2 separate regions of the Mus musculus genome follow, and region 2 is linked to region 1. A link is a loop called in an ENCODE intact Hi-C map of the cell type or tissue named here. Cell type or tissue: gastrocnemius. All regions are shown on one strand.

The links. A loop is a pair of places that touch in the nucleus more often than their neighbours do. Peaks named below come from ENCODE experiments on the same cell type or tissue, not always from the same donor. Only the 100,000 strongest peaks of a DNase experiment are listed, where the experiment ranks them.
Region 2: it touches region 1 in a loop (6-fold over the local background); 28 of 42 quality-filtered maps call a loop at or near these places.

The regions. Positions count from the first base shown.
Region 1 is chr2:92,900,966-92,908,965 of GRCm38, reverse strand. All of the region lies in intron 2 of Gm13791 (a long non-coding RNA gene), which reads left to right. Among named protein-coding and RNA genes, the nearest start is that of Syt13, 10 kb to the left of the region's middle. In gastrocnemius, no CTCF peak of the experiment used is centred here; a DNase peak (open chromatin) is centred at 4,442.
Region 2 is chr2:92,951,083-92,959,082 of GRCm38, reverse strand. It overlaps Syt13 (synaptotagmin XIII), which reads right to left. Exons shown (of 6, transcript NM_030725.4): 5 at 7,652-7,781; 6 at 3,032-5,720. The coding sequence ends at 5,416. Among named protein-coding and RNA genes, the nearest start is that of Gm13791, 35 kb to the right of the region's middle. In gastrocnemius, a CTCF peak has its summit at 4,154; DNase peaks (open chromatin) are centred at 4,165, 4,864 and 5,442.

The DNA of each region.
Region 1 (8,000 bases):
TGCATACACGTTCATGCATGCATGTATACTTATGAATGCGCGCGCGCACACACACACACACACAATCTTAAATTACACATGCCAAGAACAGTAATGCTAGTGCACAATAAATTAAAAACGTAAGCTGCAGTGTCCACAGATTTTGTTGCTCAGTCATCAGTTTATTTTAAAGGTAGAATCTTGTCTCACAATGTCTTAGACACAAAAGTGACCCATAAAAATGATCATGCAAACAGTGATCATTAACACACATGACGTGACATCAGTAAATCGGAGTGTCTTGGGAAGATGGAAGGTTTCAGTGCTTTGAGATGAAACAAAGGCTGAATGTCTCACAGGGAGGTTTGTCAAGCCGACCCTGGGGAGTAACTGAAGCTGTCTCAGGCTACTTTGTGGACTCTTCTTTCTTTCTCCACTCCTTTCTCCCACCCTTTCAACCCCCTAACCCTAGACAGGAGAGAAGAAAAGATAGAGAGGACAGGGGGCGACATTATCCTTAAACCACTTCCTGTGGCTTAGAGGAGTTGAGTTCCTTGGGGCAAGTTTGATCTTCACATTCAGGATATCTAATTTCTTCTTGTTTCTTCTCTGTGTGTGACTATTTAACAAACCACAACCAACAGCAAACAAGCCACAAGCAACACCCCACCCCACCTCTAGGAGCCCTGCCATTCATATACCCTCTGAAAAGTTCCCAGAAATCTCCATGTCACACAATCACAGAAACTACCTGCTTCTGGCAAAATCACACCCCTGCTAGAGCATGAGGCAAATCACACTCACCTGCTGTGGACAGTCTGAAGCAGCCCCATATTCCACACCTGGGATTAGAATGAAAACATATTCTTATAACATTTCTCTCTCTCTGTGTGTGTGTTTTAAGAAATCAAACTCCTAAAACTGTCACTACAAGTAACCATCCCTATTCCATACCCGCACAGCAGGGTGTGGGGGCAGGAGGTGTTTCACAGCTGCAAAGCTTGTCCTGGAATAGACTGCTAGCTAGCATCTTCTGCTAAAGACAAAGAGGAAGAGGTATGGTCAGGGAAGGCAAAGTGAGAGGAAGGAATTGAAAATTACATTTCTCAGGATTTAGCTCTGGCACAGCCTCTAGAAATTTCAAATTAATTTCCTTTTCATCTTTAACATCTCTTATTAACTTAAATGTAGTTCCCAAGGCACCCTGGGAGCTTCCACAGTCCATCACTGAATCCTACCCCAGTGAAGAAGCCCAGTAGATCTCAAAGGACAATGACAGTTCAAGCGAGCTGCTTATTCCTATGACCCCAACTGCAGCAGGCCCACCCCTGAAGCAAAGCTGCCTGGGTGGGTGACTGGTCACACACATCAACACATGACTGAGCCAAGCAGAGGCTAGAGGAACCTCCCCACTGAGCCCAGCCAAGTGCCACCCGCAGAACTCAGAGTTCCATTAAGTAATAAGCTGTTCAGTTTGGGAGTATATGTTACATACCAAGAGCTAACTGACATAAACAAAGAGATGATTGATATCCTATCATTCTTGGGTTCATGTTAAGACAGGCAACACACCCCCTCCCTTTTTAAAAATTGTGTATCTTTTATTTTACTTTCTGTATGTCTGTTTGCCACTTGTGTGCCTGGTCCCTGTAGAGGTCAGAAGAGGGCATCAGAACCCCTGGAATAAGGCAGCTGTGAGAAACTATGGGGATGCAGGACACCAAACCTGGGTCCTCTGCAAGAGTAGCCGGTGCTATAACCACTGAGCCATCTCTCCAGCTCCGAATACTCTGTATTGTTAAGTAACCCAGAGCAGAGTCTTTAAGTTGCATGATTAATGCCTTTGATTATTTTTCTTACTGACCAGGGGAAGCCTTACAAACAAATGCACAAGATCTTTTGGATCCCAGCATTGTGGAAGTGAACAGCATCGCTTCCCAGAACTGGCCTCCACTGGTCCGGCTTTCTAGCTTAGTCCTAGCTCCACATGGCTATGGCCCCACCCGATGCCTCAGTCTGTTCGATGATGCTCATAGCCCACAGCCCACACTCTAATTGACATCACCTTTCTCCCCTTACCCCTGTCTCTCACCTACCTAGGGATAGCTGATTTCATATCCAGACCTTTTAATATCTGTTGATATCATTATCAAAACACATGTTTTACTTGTACAACCCCTATGGAAGTCAATCTGGCAGTTTCTCAGAAAATTGGAAATATTTCTACCTGAATACCTAGGTATACCACTCATGGGCATATACCCAAAAGATGCCCCACCATACCACAGGGATACATGCTCCACTATGTTCATAGCGGCTTCCTTTGTAATAGCCAAAAACTGTTAACAACCCAGATGTCCTTTAACTGAAGAACAGATACAGACAATGTGGTACATTTACACAATGAAATACTCAGCTATTAAAAAACTAGGACAGCATGAAATTTTCAGACAAATAGATGTAACTAGCAAATATCATCCAAGGACATGCATGGTTTGCACTCACTGATAAGTGGATACTAGCTTTTAAGTACAGGATACTGAAATAACAAGGCAGGCCAAAGCAAGGATGCCTGGATTTCACCCAGAAGGGAAATGAAACAGTCATTGGAGGCAGATGGAGGTGGGAACTGAGCAGGGAGGAGATTATCTCTAGGACCCAGAGACCTGGGATGGGGGAGACTGCCGGGAGTCTGTGGGGGTGACTCTAGCTGAGACTCCTAGCAGTGGTGGATATGGAACCTGAAGTAGCCACCTCCTGTAGTCAGGCAGGACCCCAAAGGATGAGGACACCAAACTACCCACAAAACCTTGGACCCAAAATCCTGCTTACAAGACATGCAGGGACAAAGATGGAGCAGAGACTGAGGGACTGGCCAGCTGATGACTGGCCTAACTTGAGACCCATCCTATGGGCAAGAAGCAACCCCTGACACTCACTGTTAATGATACTCTGTAATGCTTGCAGACAGGAGTCTAGAATAACTGTCCTCAGAGAGGTTCCACCCAGCAGCCGACTGAAACAAATGCAAAGACCTACAGCCAAACATCAGAAGGAGCTCTGGGAGTCTCGTGGAAGAGTTGGGGAAAGGATGGAGGGACCCAGAGGGGACAGGAACTCCATGGAAAGATCAACAGAGTCAATTAACCTGGACATTTGGGGGCTCCCAGAGACTGAACTATCAACCAAAAAGCATACCTGAGCTGGACCTAGCCCTCCCCTCCATATATAGCAGATATACAACTTGGTCTTCTAGAGCAGGGACTGTCCCTAAATCTGTTAGACAACAGGGTCTGTGGATCGGGTTCCCATAACTGGCTGCCTTGTCTGGCCTCAGTGAGAGGATGAGCCTAGTCCTGCAGTGACTTGATGTGCCAGGGTGGGGTGATACCCAAGGGGTCCTCCCCTTCTCAGAGGAGAAGGGGAAGGGGGACTGAGTGAGGAGGGACTGGGAGGAGGGGGACCGTGATTAGGATGTAAAGAGAATCAATAAAATAGTTAATGAAAAAAAAAAAACCCAACACAACATAACCCCACATGTTTTAATTAATTGAGAAGTCAACCAACAAACGAGAAGTCTGGAGCATTTGTTTGATGGAACCCAAGATGGGTGCTTTGCCCAGATCCACTGGGTCATTGGTGCCTTTAGAGTTGCTAATGAATTAGGGTGAGTTATTCATAAAAGTCGGAGAGATACTCCAACAGGTAAGAGCCCTTACTGCTCTTCCGGAGGATCTGAGTTCTGTTTCCCAGTACCCATATCAAGTAGTTTACAATTGCCTGTAACTCCAGATCTGAGAAGATCCAATACCTGAGCTGGACCTAGGCTCCCCCACCACAGATAGCTGTATATCTGCTATATATGTGGGAGGGGAGCATAGACCCAGCTCAGGTATACCTCTTTGGGCAACTGTACTCGTGTGCACAAATAATAGTAACAAAAACAACAGGCTGGTGAAAATTCCAGCATTCTAGGACTCTGCCCTCAGACTCCAGGCAAATCTGCTTGTTCTCCCTTTACTGTAGAACAGGGGACAGACCAGGAACCACAAAGGAGGCTCCGTGGGTGTGCTCCGGAGGTGAGGCTGACAGTCATTAAGTGCTTCTTCCTACCTGTCGGAGCTTTCTGTCGGTACTAATCCCATTACGTAAAATCTGAGAAATCTGAGGAGAATGGCAGCTCTTGCTAGAGGGGGTGGGGGCAAAACAATGCAACGGTGATTCAGATTAAAATAAAAGCTTAGGGCGTGGGTGTCATTGTGACTGATTTTTGAAGTGCGATGCACACAGTGCATAGGTCCTAAGCATGTCACAGCTGGATCCTATAGTGTGGGAACCCATGTTTGCCAGATCAGAGATCAGTATTCTCTCCCCAGGGGTTCTTCAGGTTCTGTGTCAAAGACGCCCCTATTTTAGAAATAGTTTTAGACAGAAGTTGTTTCTTGAATGAGGAAATGCTTCCCCCTAGAGGCCATCATAGGAATTGTTCCCTCTCTGCATCTGCTGCAAGCCTAGTGTCCTCTAAGCAGTCTTCAAGGACCTGATACATCTGAAATCACCATCTCTCTGCTTCATCCTCCCCATCTCTTGCCCCATCACCTCCTGGTCCTCTTTCCTGTATTTTTTTTCAAGCGTTTGAGCTTACACTATTTAATCTTCCACAGCGCACTGCTTATCTGTCTTGTTTATCTTGCTGAGTATTCTCTGGAAATAAGGCCTTAGGAAGACAGGGAAAAACGGGTCTGTGCTGTTCATTGGTGTGTTCTCAGCCCCGAACAGAGCCAGGCATACTACATCCTTCTAAAATGACACCAACTGTCACTGACAGCCCCTGTGCCATCCCTGTCCAGGATAACTGATTCCCTGACGGACTCTGAACAGACTTTTGTAGGTTTCCCTACTGCTTCCCACTTGTGGAGGGGGCCACGGATCTCCCTGGTTTGTGTCTGTTCAGCGGTCAGGCAGGCTGAGATCAGCGTCGTGCTTTTGTCTAGAAGGAAGTGGCCCCAGTGAACCTGAGTCCCACAGGGAAAGCAGCTGGGAAGCCTTAACCGTCCTAAAGGCTAAGCTCAGTGTCTGAAAATGGTGAGGCGGCTATGCAGTGGACACGGAGGTTCAGCCTAATGCGCGTCACGTGATGCGCACTGGCCTTGGAATGATTTCTGTCCTTTAAAACAGCATTGTAGAATGTGAATCAGGTGCTTTCTGGGTGCAGGAGGGAGTCTAGTCACAGTGATGGGTGGAGTAGAAAACAAAGGACAGGCTGCTTTGGTGGAGGAGAGTGAGGGCAGAGTCGCTTGGGCTAGCCTCGTCACCTCCCACCCACCTCTCCGAAGCACCAATGGCTCGGTTCTCTGAAGTATGTATGAGGCTCCTGATGGTAGTTTGTGCCCTCATTTTACAGGGGCGGGGGTAGGGAGGCATTTTACAGATGGGGACATGGGGTATACGGGGTTGGGGGAGGGTTTACTGCAGCAACCAGCTAGCCTCTCCCAGGGGGAATGCTCTCAGAGCTTTGCCAGCGTTCCTTGTCTCTGGACTCCACGTTATGCTGATAAAATGTCCTCCTGAGAGGTTCCAATTATGTAGAATCCAATGGCCTCCTGGGAATCTTGCTTCAGCAGCTGGGGGAGGGGCGGAGGGGGGAGCGCAGGTGTGTGTGTGTGGGTTCTCCACGCTGGCAGCTGCTGTCCGAGTGCTTTCTGATGGCTTCCTCGGAATCATGTGACTGCCACCAACCATGTGAATCAGCCTATGATCCAGCCCTGAGGACCCTGTGCCACTCTGGCTTGGGACCCCTCCTCTAAGATGTGGTGACAGGAATCAGATTTGTGTACAGGCACAATTCATACTGACCCATCTCAGACATTTATCCCCTTGCCAATCTACACAGTCATGTTCGATACACACTCATTTAGCAGGGACTTATGACAGTTTGGGGATGTGTCAGTCAACAAACCAGACAGTGGAGACGGCTTAGGGAGTAAAGGATTTGCTTCACAAACGTGAGGACCGGAGTTCAAATCCCTAGGACTTATGTAAAAATCGGGCACAGAGGTGCATGTCTGCAACCTCAGCACCACAGGGCAGAGACAGGTGAAATCCTGAAGCTCACTGGTCAGCCAGCCTAGCCAATCAATTGTGATTATAAAAAGATAAGGAAGTATTAAGATATGTTCTATGGGGGTATGGTGTATCTATGTATCTATCCGTAAATATATCTATATATCTATGAACCTATCATCTATCTACCTGCCTACTTACCTGCCTACCTATCCAGTATGTATCAATGTTTATAAGTATGTATGTGTGTATGTGCATCTATCTATCTATCTATCTATCTATCTATCTATCTATCTATCTATCTATCACCTATCCTGTTGTCCCTGTCTTTTGAGAGCGAGCCCTAAGTACTACAGTGGTACACATTACTTACTAACTGGTGAGCTTATCTCATGACCAAGGACGAGGACAGGCTTTTTCTTAGAAAACTCTTTAGTGCCGGGTTGCAGGGCAAGTCCACCTCAGCAGTTACTGTGGCCTCAACAAACAGAACCCACCAGATTCTATACTGACCTTCAGATGTGTGCTCTCCCTTGCCAAGGTCCCTGCCCTCTCTTATGAAGGGGGTGATGATTCCTGTCTGCCTAAAGAACTGTCCAAGTGAGTTGGTGAATGCCATTATTCTTGGGGAACCAACGGCAGCCTTCTGTGATACTTACACAGTTAACATTGTGGTGGTCCATCCTTTTGTTTGACCTATTTAGAAGGTAGCTTCCTTTCCTTTTCCTCTCCCTCCCTCTCCTCCCCCCTCTCTCTGAGAAAAACTATCACTAAGCCTTTGTTTCTTTGGAAAACAAAACTAAGGAAAGTGCCCAGAGCTGCCCAGTGTCCCCTGCTCCCCTGCTGCAGGAGAAGGCTTGGCAGAGTTCTGGTTTCTGTGGGACTGTAGAACTGGGTGGCTTTCTTACTCCATGTTTGTTTAGTGCTTTGCACCCATGGAGGGCCATGAGATTTCCAGCTGAGCTTAATTGTTATTGATGTTTAGTGAGCCATAAAACCCCAATTTCCTGGTTGCAACCCCTTCCCCAGCTATAAATGACCCATTTGCAGCAGCCTATAAACTGGTGGGTCCCAGTTCCATTCCCAAAGCCTGGAGGGTTTTCAAACATCAAAGTCTCTCCCCATCCTTTGCCTCGTTGGTTTCTCTGGCCGGCCCCATCCCAGTGCTTCCTGAACTAGCTTCTCCACTGAGCAGGGACCACAGCAGCAGCGCTGTGTCCCAGAAATGGTTGAGAGTCCATGCTGGAAGCCTGTGGCTCAGGGACCTGATCCCACCCCCACCCCCACCCCCACAACAGAGTTCCAGGGGCCCTGTATGAGAACAAAGGGACAATAAGAGCCACAGGCAGGAATAAAGTCTCCTCTACTGACCAGGCCTGGCCGAAGCTGCACCCTGTCACCCACACTTCCTGTCTGTACTCATGCCCCTTACACCCACAGCCTCCATGGTAGTCAGTCCTGTTTCAACTTTTCCCAACAGGTAGGACACTAGCAACTACTTTAACAGACACTAGTCTAGGAACTCCTTGTGCTTCAACTGTCCCAGCAACCAGCACCCCAAGGGGAGTGAGCATGTCTTATCCTCCCTGTCCCTCCATAAACCCAACTAGGTGCTGACCCAGGTGCTCCATGCCTGACCCTCTCTTCTCTGCTTTCCAGGGTCTCACTATGAAGCCCAGGTGGGTCTCAAACTCTCAATTCTCCTGTCTCAGCCTCCTGAGTGTTGGCACCCACACACCTTGCTGTTCCATGTCTTCCCGAGGAGATAAGATAGAAAGGTCAGGCAAGGAAGAGCCAAGCCAGAGAGAGCCCAGTGGATTGGAGCACAGCCAATGGTGGCTTGAGTCCTCTTCATTTCCTATCCTATATATGTCTCTGGGGACACAATAAAGAGAAAGTCTGACAGGAAGTCAGGAATGACTCTAGGCAAGCCTCATTGTTCTTTCTTTCTCTTACCC
Region 2 (8,000 bases), 50 kb before region 1:
ACTGGGGTTTTTTTTCTCAGCTCACATCTGTTTATCTCACCTGACCCACCAAGCAAGAGGAGCTGAAGAGAAATTGGATTTATTACTTTGGGCTGGAAAAGCAGGTTTTCCTTGTTTGTCCCTGGATGGCATCCAAGTTTCTGAAGTAGGACTTTTGCCACCCACATTTGCCAACAAGCTGTCTCAAAATTTCTGGAAAGAGCGTCAGGAAATTGGAGACATCTCTGACAAACGACAACGCCCAGCCAAAGCCACACTCCTTGGGAGCTAAACTCTCATCACAGTGGTCACCACTAGACTAGTTGCCATGACAACATCTGTTTCCAGTAGATGAATTTTAATCCAGCAACATGGGTGTCCTGGCAAGGGATCGTATCCAAAGACCTTCTAGGTCTATGTGATCTGACTGGAATGCAGACAGGCTCTGGATCACAGTGTGATCTGGCTGGAATACAGACACACCGTTAGTACACATCTTTGATCCCTAACAATAAAGGTAAGGTTGGTTTGTAGGAAAGCAGCCATGTTTGAAAATGACATCTAATTGAGAGGCAGACGAAGTGACGAATCAGAGAAAGATCTGACAGAATGAGTCAGGGATAGGATGCACCCAACTCTCATGAGGACAGACAGGAAAGTGAGCTACCTAAAAGCAGGGCAGTTGAGAATGGAGGGCAGTCCAGTTGAGTTTTGTTCACGTCTGTTCAGTTCATGGAGTTTAGAGGCAGGTTTCCCAAGCAGAACAATTCAGCAAGAAGCTGAGAGAAGCCAGTTTGAATCAGCCAGCTTGGAGAGGCATTTTGAGCCAGAACATCTGAGTTGAACCAGCAAACCAGAGCTCAGAAAGAACTAGAAAGGGTGAACTTATTCAACAGTAAGCCTCCTAGATGACAATTACATCTGGTGATTATAAGTTAGTTACACAGTTCCCCAGTATCAGGTACCATTTGTGCTGACTCACTTGCAAGGGGCATTCAGGGGTGGGGGTGGGGAGGAACATTCTTCAGCACAAAGTTAGCACCCAACCTTTCCATCTCTTGATTATATTCCCGGCAGATGTCTGCTCTGGAGGGAGATGGATGTGCTCCAAAGGGTATTGCCCAAATGGTGGCATCCAACTAGCTCTAAAATGTAAGAACTCTTGGGTGCAAAAATACAAGTGCCCAGCAGCAGTCAGACACAGATGAGACTCAGTTCTCAGAGCCTCAGGTGCCATGCTCAGGGGAGCATCAGTAGCCTTCAGAGGAACTGTAGCAGATGCCAAAGCTTTATCCAGTGCTGGGCAGAGAGAGCAGGTTTCCTTTAATTTCTACAGGAGACAGTAAACTAAAGATCTGTGAGAACCAAATTGTTACCAGGCTGTGCTGGCTAGTTTTATGCCAATTTGGCACAGCTAAAAGGCATCTATCTGAGAGGAGGAAACCTCAGTTGAGAACAACGACTCCATGAGATCAGTCTGCAAGGCTGCCTGTAGGGAATTTTCTCTCTTAGTGATTGATGGGAGATGGCCAGGCCATCGTGAGAGGTGCCACTCCTGACACTAGCCCTTCTTTCTATGAGAAAGCAGGGTGAGCAAGCCATGGGGACGAAGCCAGTAAGTAATACCCCTCCATGGCCTTCTCATCAGCTCCTGCCTCCAGGTTCCTGCCCTGTTTGAATTCCTGCCTTGGCTTCCCTCAATGGACTGTGATGTGTGCGATATGTAAGCCAAATATAAACCCTTTTCTCCCTAAGTTGCTTTTGGTCATGTTGTTTCATCATAGCAATGGCCCTAAGAAGCAGAAATACAAAAATGTTAAAGCTGGAAGGGGCTTGCAGGTCATTTAGTCCAAAATAATTGTATAGATATGAGCGCTTAGGTGCAGAGGCAGTTACCTAGCTTGGGGATCTAATAGTGGCCAGGGACAGTTACCACATAGTGTTACATGGTCATGGCTCTGACTCAGCTCCAGGCTGAGGTGAGCATGATTTGTTGTTGAGGTCACTTCACTGGAAAGCCCTTGATTCAGTAACCCCCACCGTTTCTCTTTTATAGATAGCCATAGCAAACATTAGTTTGGGGCTCCAGTGAGCTGTCTTCAGTTACCTGTGAATTATAGTGAATACTATTTGGCTGTGTAGAATAAAGTCCACTTAGCCCATCTTATTACAGAAATACAAATGCCCCCAGTTGCCATTAAGACGTAATAATGGGAATAGGAAGTATAAAAGTGAGGACTGAATGTGAAAATATCATATGACTGACAGGATGTCTTTCCTGGTTAAGAACCTTCCAATTTGATCGGCCATGATGACACATCTCTTTAATCACAACACTCGGGGAGAAGTGGGCAAATAGCTGTGATTTTTAAGGCCGGTCTGGTCTACACAGAGTTTTCCAGGACAGCCAGGAATATAGAGAAAGACCCTGTCTCAGAAATAAGATAAAGTGAACCCTTCAAATAAAAATCAAATATCCTTTTCTTACTCTCAAGACACCTCCTTCAGAGGCCAGATCTGAGATGGGTCACCTGGGTAGCTTAGGGTGGCAGAATTCCAGGAGGCCATTGCCTCTGTCTGTCCTCTGTTTCCTCGATCCTCCACTGATGGGGTGCTGGGGGGAGTCTTGAAGAGTCTCAAGAACCCACTGGATATTCCTTACCAGGAATGAAGTCAAAGCTCCAAAACACACACACACACACACAAACACACACACACACACAAACACACTCCCCCACAAACACCCACACCCACACACCTACACTCACAAACATTTCCCCACACACAGACACACACATGCACACGCTTCTTTCTATTTTTCCTAGCAGCTCCACTCACTTTTCGACATTTCCCCCAAGAGACGATACATGTACATGGGAAACAACGGCAGAGAGAGAGAGGGAGAGAGAGAGAGAGAGAGAGAGAGAGAGAGAGAGAGAGAGAGAGTGTGTGTGTTTTAAATGTACATCAATAGAATGGGCTGTGGCAGATCCATACAGTGGAATATTATACAGTTGTGAAAGAGAAGTTAGTTAGAGCCACATGTCTGCATAAAGCTTAAATTTTTAATGTTGAAAAAAAATGTGTGATGCAATTTAAGAATTGAAGTAAAACTTGGAAACACACAAATACTCACTAGTGCTCAGGGATCAAATGATCATTTAGTAAAAATATAAAGGAAGGCTCAGAATAACAAATCAGAATGTAAGATCCTGGTCTTCTCAGTATAGGGCACAAGAAGAAAATTCAACTGTGGTCGTCAAGGTTTATTGAAGTTGGCAGAGGTTCATGGGTGTTTGATACACGAGATTTTTTTTCTGAATTTTATACATCTAAAATATTAATGTAAAGGAACAAAGAGAAACACTGGGCTGCCAACCCGATTGGAAAACGATTTATTTACCACTGTAAGATTTTGTGCTCCAAAGTGTAACCAGACATGTGACCACGATGTCTCATGCGACTTTTTGTGCTTTTATGTGGAATGGCATCACAAACACGCAGCATCTAACAACAGGAAACAGCAAGGGTAGAAACACTGCACAGGACCAACTTTCTCCTCCAAAGATTCCCACCTCAGTTCAGGCCAGACACTGCCCCTTCCCCCGGGGCCCCTTTACATCTGAGAGCTGCCCGCCTGAACAGCAGTCCCGGACTCCTCTTATCTGATGTTTCCGTTAAGGTGATAAGCTACTCACTCGCCCCCAGAGCCTTCTCTAATCAGAATGGACAGACACATGCACGGTCTTGGTGGACAAACACTCAACAAATAGATGCCTAGTTGTCCTGGGGAGAGGATTCACAGAGGACTGGGGTGAACTCCTAACCTCCCAGCAGTAGCCCAGCCTGGAATGGCCTCTCACTTTATTTCCACCTCTTTCCAGAAATCACTCCCTGGCAAAGACATAGAGAGGTTCCTTCCCAAGCTGATTCGGAGGTGACTTACAGGAATGGCTGGAAACAGATTAAGCCGATGTAAAAGGTGACTGAAAGTTTTTGGTTCCCAGTCTAACATCTCTGAGCAATTTACAGAGGAGGTTTTGGAGAAGAAGCACAGCCAACGGAGGAGCCAGGAAGTGCCACCAACTGACCAGTAACAATTGATGCCCGCTAAGATGCCTCTTGCTTACCTCCTGAAGCTGGACTGGCAAGCTCCCATGACATTGGTGCTGTGCTATAGGTGGCCACACTGAGGCGCTGTGGAGCAAGGAAGTAATGACAACTCGAATTCCGGCTCACAAGTATCTACCCCTGCAGCTAGCTACTTATTTGATTCCTAGTGGGGCATCTATTGGAAATATCAACAGGGGCAATCAAACCTAGCTTTTTGTTATTTCCAAGTTAAAGGACATGTCCCCCAAACTGGAGGGAGGCATGTTATCAAGAGACCACGTTTTCTCTTTAAAGTTCATCTACCTCCTCATTTACATAGCCAGATGGAACAAGCCAAGCTCAGAGCTACTTCGTCCTGAAGTACAGGCATACTGAGAAGAACAGGTCTGTCACATGGAGTCAGCTTGGGGGTGGGGGGGGGTGACATGACAGCTGTCCTCAGAATGCCGCAGACACTCCAGAGGAGTGGCAACCTAGGCCTGCCAGGGAACGGGCACTCTACGTGTGATAAAAAAAAAACAAACACAACCCACTCCAATCCCTTAAATAAAACAGTCAAAACACACAATGTAGCTCGAGAGTGGAATATGAACAGCAGAAATATAAAAAAGAAGAAATAAAGTAAGCAGAGAGTTCCTGCCTTCACACTGTCCTGGTGCTGGGCCCCCGGAGATCAAGAGGAAAGGCTGCCTGGATAGGGGAGAAGGGATCTTATCAAGCGCAGCCCCTCCTGCTCTGCTCCAGAACCCCTGTGCTAGCTAAGGACAGAGGCTTGTGTATTCCACCGGAACATCAGTGTGGCATGACCCCCCAGTGGCCCAGAGACCTGCTGGCCAGCCAGTGATTCTCAACCTTCCTAGTGCTGTGACCCTATAAGAAAGTTTCTTGTGTTTTGGTGATCTCCAACCACAGAATTGTTCTCATTGCTACTTTGTAACTGTAATTTTGCTACTGTTATGAATCATAATGTAAATATTTTTTGGAGATAGAGGGTTGTGATACACAGGTTAAGAACCACTGCTTCAGCTCAATGTGAGCAGGGGCTGCCGACTGAGGGTACCTGGCACATATCTTTTTCCATAACACAGATGAGCATGATACAGTCTTCTGAGTGCCAGTCCCACTCACTGTCCTGGCGCCACCGCTCACTTTTTAGTATTGGGAATACAGTAAGAGAGGAATGAGGTCTTGGCCTCAGCCAACACGTCTGCATCTGTCTTTGGGTATAGGCATGTGGACAGAGCACGAGGGATGACTGACAGCTGAGCCTGGAAGATGACTGTGTCCAAGAAAGACGGTCAGTGGCCGGTGGCAGGTGGCCGACTACAGGTGCAGTTGGTGCCACATGGCGATCTGCCGGCGTGGGTTTTTTAGCATCTCCTCCCAGTGGCTGCGCTCAGAGCCCGAGGCATGCAGGCCTAGGCTGCAGTGGCCCAGCTCGCAGCTCGGCCCCTCCTCGCCCTGGCCCAGCACCTCCAGCTCCACACTGGATGCCCGCAGCAAGTCATCCGGTAGCTCAAACATGATCATCTCGTTCCACACGGGGTTGATCTTGTGCTTGGCCCGTTTTGTCTGTTTCTTCTTCAGCTTCTGAGCCTGGTGTTTCAAGGTCACCTTGACAGACACATCTAGGGAGGGGTACAGAGAAAAGAAAGTTGTAGGGGAGCAAGTGAGCTGCTTCTTCTTGGGGTTTCCTACATCTCCACTGGACCGTGCATTCTCTCAACAGTATTAAGTATCTACCAGACGTCAGGAACCGGTCTAGAGATAGCAAAACAGACAAAGATGCGTGTCTAACCCTTGCATTAGAATGTGGAAGACTGGCCATACAGGATGAATACCTATCTCTGTAAGGTTTGGAACCATAAACATTTCAGATTTGGTGTGTTTTACAGACTAGGGGATATTTGCATATATTATGCAAATTGGAATTGGGTCTCAAGTGTAAGCATAACATTCATTTAATATTCATTTTTGCCTTGAACCTCGGACTTTACATATACTAAGCAAGCATTCTAGCCCTGAGCCAAATCTCCAGTCTTCTTTTCTCTTTTTCTTTGGTGACAGGGTTATACCAAGTCACTACAGTTGGTCACAAACTTCCTCTGCAGCCCAGGCAACCCTGGTCTTGAGTTCTTCCTGCCTTCACAGAAGCTGGGATTCCAGGCCTGCACCCCTATGCTTTCGTGTGCCTCTTACACACCCAGCCTAAAGATACTTTTATACAACATAAAACCAAGTGTTCATGGAGTAGAGTTCTCCACTAGTGGTCAGGAGATTCCAGAAGTTGGCATTTATTAGATTTTCACGTTAGAGATTACATTAGCCTGTCACAGAACATATGAGGTCAGTGGGTGGCTCAGACCTGAGCATGTCAGATGGCCTCTGGGGAACCACTTTGACCATAGCCCTTTCTAAGTGACTTGACAAACCAAGTCAGGGGCAAGGGCTTAAATGTCCTCTAGTTTGCTATCAAATCAGACCAGACAAAAGCTCTCTCCACCTTTAGCTTCTCCATTGTCCAGTCAAGCCTATGTTTTATCGTTAAGATGGTCCTGGCTGGCTGAGTTTTGTTCATACGTCTCTTTCCTAAGTTTTACCTGAGGACCTGGATTTACTATAGAGAGGGTGGAGGCAGGCTCCCTGGCCTCAGGTCCCCAGGAAATTCACAAGTCAGCAGGCAAGCTTCCACAGTTTAGGACCGTTTGTTTTCATTAGTCAAGGTTGCCCAAGCTAATGTGAGAATAATTGTTACTTTGTATTTATTGCTATCGTTATCGCCCCTGGGTGGTTAGTTTGTTATTTCTACAGAGATATTTCAGACACAAAGTGCTCTTCTGTAATGGTCCTGATGGGAGCTATTAAAAAAAAAAAAAAAAAAAAAAAGCAAGACAGAATTGACTGGAAGGGATGAAGCCAGGCATCAGCCTCTGACCTGTGGCTCAGGACTATAGCAACACCAGCCCTTCTGATTTCATTTACCCAAGACTTGTTAGGAATGCACAGGTGAACCTGTATTTTTTAACTTTAATACATAAAGATGATTTCTGTATTATTGATATCTTGCAGTGAGCAGTCCGTTCCCTGTGTAGGTAGGTCCCAACCTATCCTTGCTGCTTTTCTGCTTTTCTAGGAGATCTTGCTCCGTCCTCACAACTAGGGACCTGTGCCCAGGTATCAGAAGGCACCCTTAAGCCTTTTATGAATAGGTTTATGTGGGCATCTATATCACAGATTCCTTAAACCTCAGCCTTTACCTTCATAGCCACACATCACCTGCTGTGAGCCGAGTTCAGCAGGTATATATGGGAGGGGGGGCGTTTGGCCAAGGCTTGGAATGGAGAAGAGAGGGGGAAGGTGTGAAATCACTAGCAGAGAGGTGAGAGAACTTAAAGACACGAGTGTGTCCATCAGAACTAGCAACAGACACTGAGGGTGAGTTCACTATGGGACTCCTATCACATCCCGGTTCACCCATCTCCATTTACACCAGGGACCACTGCCTTCTGCTTGTATCCCAGACAAGACATCCTGCCTGTCTCCTTGCACCCTCACTTACCCTTGCCCAGCAGCTCCTTGGATTGGTTGGAGTGGAGGTTCTTAGCTTTAATCAGCACCACCAGGAGGCGATTGGCAGCTGGGAGGTAGCTGATTGACAGAAGGACCTCCCCGGCCCCTGCAGATGGCTCCTGAACACAGAAAGGTAGAGATTGCATTTGTGCTTGCCTTCTGATCCATCAACTGAAGCCAAGGCTAGAGTCACACTGCCCTCATACCCCGTTGACATCCCAGGGTTCACTCACCGAAGGTTCGTTTATTTACCACTGTACAAGGCAGCAGGGCCCAGAGGAGGAGGCTGACATGCATGTCAACAGGAGAACTTGGTCTACCATATGTCATCACTCTAT